2 separate regions of the Homo sapiens genome follow, and region 1 is linked to region 2. The links are chromatin loops, found by intact Hi-C in ENCODE. Cell type or tissue: mucosa of descending colon. All regions are shown on one strand. Each heading gives the region's core, and the rest is flanking DNA. Links, peaks and the distances in the headings are about the cores only. Region 1 overlaps KCNJ6 (potassium inwardly rectifying channel subfamily J member 6). Region 2 overlaps KCNJ6 (potassium inwardly rectifying channel subfamily J member 6).

Region 1 (2,917 bases), core at 316-2,815, 58 kb before region 2:
GTATACAGAGCACACTCAGTAAACACCCTCACCTCCCTTCCCCTCTGCCTCAGAGATAGGCCCAAAGCAACCCCAGATCACCAGACAGCTGGAAGAATGAAGGAAGTGGGCTCTCTTGCAACCTCATGATTTGTTACTCTGTTCCCCAGATCTGGATTATCCCTGGGCCTTTGATTTGCTACCTAAGGACTGCCACTCCTGCTTTCCTTAACCCGCTCCCACCTCACCCAAGACAGTTAGTCCACCATCTCCCCATTCCCATCTGCTATGGACTGAGTTATGTTCCCCATAAATTCATATGTTGACATCCTAATCCACCATGTGATGGCATTTGGGAGTTGGGGACTTTGAGAGGTAATTGGATCCTAAGGGTAGGGCCCTCAGGATGGAGTCAGCACCCTTATAAGAGAGATCACAGATAGAGTTTGCTGTCTGCCATGTGGGCGTGAATAGGTGGCCTCCTGCAAGCCAGGAAGAGAGCCCTCATTAGGAACAGAACCGGCCGGCACCTTGAGCTTGGGTTTCCCAGCCTTCAGAACTGTGAGAAACAAAAGTTTGTTATTTAAGCCACCAGTTGGTGGTACTTTGTCACGGCTGCCCCAGCGAACACACCGTGATCCTGGAATTGCCTCCGCTGCCCTAGTGGGACGTGTGTGCTCCTGTGTTTTCTTCAAGGCTGTGAGACTTGAGGGCAGGGGCTGCATCTTTATTCACCCCTGTACCCAGCTCTTAGCACAGGATCTGGCACATAGCAGGTGTTCAGTGTGTATAAATTGAATTGAACGGGAATCTGCCTACTCCTGTTTTGTTTACCTTTGCTGCCGTAACAAATTACTGAAAATTGATTGGACTAATATCACAAATGCATTGACTTAAGATCCTAGAGGTCAGAAGTCCAACAGGAGTCTCACTGGGCTAAAGCCAAGGTGTCATCAGGGCTGTGTTCCTTTCTGGAAGCTCTGGGGGAATCCACTTCCTTTCCTTTCCCAGATTCTACAGGCCACCTGCACTCCTTGGCTCATGGTCCCCTTCCCACATCTTCAAAACCAGCAACCATGGCCAGGCATGATGTCTCACCTCTGTAATCCCAGCATTTGGGGAGGCCAAGGGAGGAGGATTCACTTGCACTGAGGAGTCTGAGACCAGCCTGGGCAACAGAGTAATACCTCATCTCTGCAATAAATATAGAAATAAATAAATAAATAATACATAACAAAACTAGCTGACTATGGTGGTGCACACCTGTGGTCCCAGCTACTCAGAAGGCTGAGGCAGGAGTATCACTTGAGCCTGGGAGGTCAAGGGGCTGCCGTGAGCCCTAATTGCACCACCAAACTCTAGCCTGGGCCACAGCAAGACCCTGTCTGTCAAAAAAAAAAAAAAAAAAAAAAAAAAAAAAAAAAAAAACCAGCAACGTTGGGCTAAGTCCTTCTTATGCTACTATCTCCCTGGTTCCCTCTCTTCTGCTGTCTCCCTCTTCCACTTTTCAGGACCTAGGATAATCTTCCAGCTGACTGACAACCTCCATTCCATCTGGAAGTATAATTTCTCCTTGACATGTAACATGCATATCCACAGTTCCCGGGATCAGGATGTGGGCCTCGTTGGGGCCATTATTCTGCCTACTATATGCCATATAAAGAGGTTTGAAAATAACCTCCATCCTAATTTGTGATTCCTGCAACTCAGTGAAATCCTTACACACCCCCCACTGTTGCCTTCCCTATGACACATACTCCAAATAAGCCTGGTCTCTAGACTTGAATATCTCAGGAACATCTGAAAAACATTGCATAGGAGATAAATTACCAGGCCTGCCAAGCTTCAGTTATTGCTCTCTGATCCTTAGTTCAGCAACTACTTAATCTCCACTTCTCTTACTTGAATTATTACCATCAGTGAAAGATGGTGTTTGGGGACAGGCTGTGGAATAAGGATTCTGCCAGTTTTGTTGCCCTTTTCTCCTCCTCCCAAGAGGACATGGCTTGGTGGGTTGGAAATCCCAGAGGAGACCCGTTCCTAACCTGAGCTTTTCTCTGTCTGGACCTCTCATTCTTTCTGTTTCCAGGGCATTCCAAATCATGTGCATTCCTTCCCAGTCACCTCTCAGCTTATCTCATCTGGAAAAATAGACACCTATACTATCCATTTTTTTTATTTTATTATTATTATACTTTAAGTTTTAGGGTACATGTGCACAATGTGCAGGTTTGTTACATATGTATACATGTGCCATGTTGGTGTGCTGCACCCATTAACTCGTCATTTAGCATTAGGTATATCTCCTAATGCTATCCCTCCCCCCTCCCCCCACCCCACAACAGTCCCCGGTGTGTGATGTTCCTCTTCCTGTGTCCATGTGTTCTCATTGTTCAATTCCCACCTATGAGTGAGAACATGCGGTGTTTGGTTTTTTGTCCTTGCGATATACTATCCATTATTGATAGAGTAGTGTGGCTCCCTTACTGATTTGGGGAAGAGTGAATTTTTCTCCAAAAAGTTCAAAGCATTTTCATGAATATAACATTTCACTCCCCACAAAAATCTTCGTGGGATTATAAATAGGAGGTATGATAATGGAGGCAAAGTGTGTAGAAGTATTATTGACCATATTAAAAAGTAATCGCTGAGGGGTTTTTTTAATGGTGTAAGTGGTTTCCCCATGGAAAGTAGGTGTTTGTATCTCTGTCTAGTACTGTCATAGTCTTTGTTTTTTTAGCTTCTGTAACAGAATACCGCATATTGGGTAATTTATAATGAACAGAAATTTATTTCTCACAATTCTGGAGGCTGCAAGTCTAAGATGGAGGGGCTAGCATCTGGAGAGGGCCTTCTTGCTGCATCATTTCATGACAGAAGGTGGAAGGGTAAGAGAGGGTGAGAGGGAAGAAAGTAAGAGAGGGGCCAAACTCATTCT
Region 2 (2,917 bases), core at 227-2,726:
CCATTAAGCTGAAAAACGAAGGTTAGGCTCACTAGGAAAAGCCCTGGACTTGTGTCCAGAGCCCTTTCACTCATGCCCTGTCCCTCCTGCTCATTAGCTGTGTCCTTGACTGACTGATCTGATTTCCCTGGACCTCATATTCTTTATCTGATGAGATTCCTGCCTGGCTAGGTTTCAATGATTATTAAATTAGATGATAAAAAAAAACATAGCATAGAATCTAGAATGTAGTAGATTTTTTAAAAAAAAAATGCTTTTAAAATACGGGTGTATCTCTAGTACTCAAGAGGTTCCATTTGCCTGTAAAATGACAGATGGTTCAAACATCTAAAAATGTCAAGTTAGAAAAAGTGCTTACTAATAAGGAATTAGCAGGTAATGCTTCTTTTTTAGGTTGAATTTGAATGAGATGAGCTGGGAATCCCATCACATATAATTCAAATATGTTAGAACAGTTTTGCTCTAAAATTATCCTTATAAGAGAAAAATAAAGAAGAAGAAACACCTGTCTGCCAAGCTCTTTAAAAATCAGCTATAGAAATAGAGAGTTCTCTATTTCTCATTCATGTGTTTTATGCCTAAAACAGGTCAGATAAGAAGGACACCTTCCATCTCAGATGGTAGGACTCAGTGAACAAAAACACTTTAAATCATCCACAGTTATTGAATATGCTATTGGTAGAACAAAGAAACCATTCCATCATCTGGCACTTGTTTATCTAGCAACTTTATCCATCTAGACTCTAGAATACAACTAAGAACTCCAAACTGAGGGGAGAAATGCAATCACAGAAGATGCCACAATGCCCGTGCAGTCCATCCCAGCATCTAAGACCGATGCTGGAAGCTAAGCAGAGGTGTGTCCTTTTTATTTATTGTTTTTCTAATAAGAAATCCTAACAAGCTCAGAGCTGACTGGTCTCCCAGACCAGAGGAGACCAAAGCAGCAAATAAAGGGAGGAGATGGATTTGCTATAAAACAGGCACATTGAGAGCAACAAGAGGCAAGTCTGACAGTGAATGGAAAAAAAGCCCAGAGCTATAAATCAAAGAAAAAAAGCCCAAACACGTCACTGTCTGGAATCCTTTATGAGAAAAGCCAATGTTTCTACCCACCTTACAATCTCCTGAGGCCAGGTCTGCATTGAAGGACAGAACAGTAGCTGATGTTTCAGCAAGATGGCACGGAGACATGAAGAAAAAGCTTAAATTATACCCAGTGCCGTCTGCTTGTGAAGAAAGGGAAGCGGCTGCCACAGTTTAGAAAGATTTCTGGCCTGGAATTGGGAAGTGTTTGCTTGCTTGCATGACAACTGAAAAGTGGTGAGTCTGGGTCAGCTGGAGCACTCATCCTGCGGCCTGTAACCCCGCGTTGCTGAGATACCGGCTGGGACGCTACCCTTAGCCTTTCTCCCTTCCAGCAGCCAATTTTCCAGGCCCAAGAGGCCCAGGTTAAGAGGCGCCTGTCATGCAGTTTTAACCCAAGCCAGCCACTGAAATGCCTCCAAGGGCCTGGGGCCTTTGGATCAAGTGCTGGGAGTGATCAGAACCCTCAGGGCCCTCCCTGATACCATCATGAATCACTTAACCACTCTGGGCCTCACTTTCCTCAGAAATTAGCTTCGTTCAGCAGAATGTGTATTGCAAGTCTGAATTTGCCTGCCTTTAAGAAGAGTGCTCTCTGGGTTTTGTCCCAGCCCACCCCACCTCTGCCCACCCTCCATTTTTTCAACCCCTGCCTTCCTTCCTGTCAAGCCTACATCCTGACACCTGCTGCATGTGAATTTGAGGCCATGACCAAATAAATGCACAGGTCCCTGTCTCCACCCGTGTCCCGATTAAGACTTCACACAGAGGCTGGGCGCGGTGGCTCACGCCTGTAATCCCAGCACTTTGGGAGGCCAGGGTGGGCAGATCACCTGAGGTCAGGAGTTCAAGACCAGCCTGGCCAACATGCTGAAACCCCGTCTCTACAAAAATACAAAAATTAGCCAGGCATGATGGTGGGTGCCTGTAATCCCAGCTACTCAGGAGGCTGAGACAGGAGAATCACTTGAACCCAGGAGGCGGAGATTGCAGTGAGCCGAGATCGCACCACTGCACTCCAGCCTGGGCAACAGAGCAAGACTCCATCTCCAAAAAAAAAAAAAAAAAAAAAAAAGACTTCACCCGGGAGAGTGAATGCGTGGAGGTTGCAAACTATAAACACCAACTTCAACACATATTTTTTCAATCATAGGCATTCTCTCCTTCCCAGACACTAGCTTCCTCCACCTTCACAGCCAGTTGGACTGGAGTGATGAGTCTCCCTCCATCTGCTTCAGTCTAAAGAAATTAGATTTCACCTGTCCCCCTCCTCAACCGGGTATCAAGAGAGCACGTATGAGTACCCCACAGCAAATCCTTCTTTGTCCACAGAGAAGGATTAATCTTCTGTTCCTCATTTTTTAAATTTTAATTTGGGTGTTTTTACATTAAAAGTAATGCTTGCACAGGATAAGACATTCAAATGGTATAAAGGATAGATAATGAAAAATACATCCCTTTCCATCCTCTGTTCTGCAGTCCCTCTGCTTGGATAGAAGCCGTGCTCACTGTCACTTGGGTGCCTTTCTGGAAACGTTCTATGCCTCTTCAGGTATATTGTAACATGTATTCATACATATTCCTATTGTGTTACACAAATGGAAGTGGATGATTTTGTATATGGTCAACTGCTTTTTATTAATTTAACATATACCACAAATCTTTATTAACACATTAACTTGTTCTTTTTAAATTGCAAAATAATACTTTATTTGATGGACATACGATCATTTCTATAACTAGTGCTCTAGAGAATATTATAGACAGCTTTCTACTTTTTTTGTTACAAATAACAGTGCAGTAAACCTCTGATATCCATAGGATAGATTTT

Evidence for each region. Hi-C counts contacts between places; a loop is a spot of excess contacts. Peaks named below come from ENCODE experiments on the same cell type or tissue, not always from the same donor. Only the 100,000 strongest peaks of a DNase experiment are listed, where the experiment ranks them.
Region 1: it touches region 2 in a loop (4-fold over the local background); 1 of 110 quality-filtered maps calls a loop at or near these places.

What each region holds. Positions count from the first base shown.
Region 1 is chr21:37,743,563-37,746,479 of GRCh38, reverse strand. The region is part of intron 2 of KCNJ6 (potassium inwardly rectifying channel subfamily J member 6); the gene reads left to right. Among named protein-coding and RNA genes, the nearest start is that of KCNJ6, 170 kb to the left of the region's middle. In mucosa of descending colon, for the core only: no CTCF peak of the experiment used is centred there; no DNase peak of the experiment used is centred there.
Region 2 is chr21:37,685,705-37,688,621 of GRCh38, reverse strand. All of the region lies in intron 3 of KCNJ6 (potassium inwardly rectifying channel subfamily J member 6), which reads left to right. All of the region lies in intron 1 of KCNJ6-AS1 (KCNJ6 antisense RNA 1), which reads right to left. Among named protein-coding and RNA genes, the nearest start is that of KCNJ6-AS1, 170 kb to the right of the region's middle. In mucosa of descending colon, for the core only: no CTCF peak of the experiment used is centred there; a DNase peak (open chromatin) is centred at 1,397.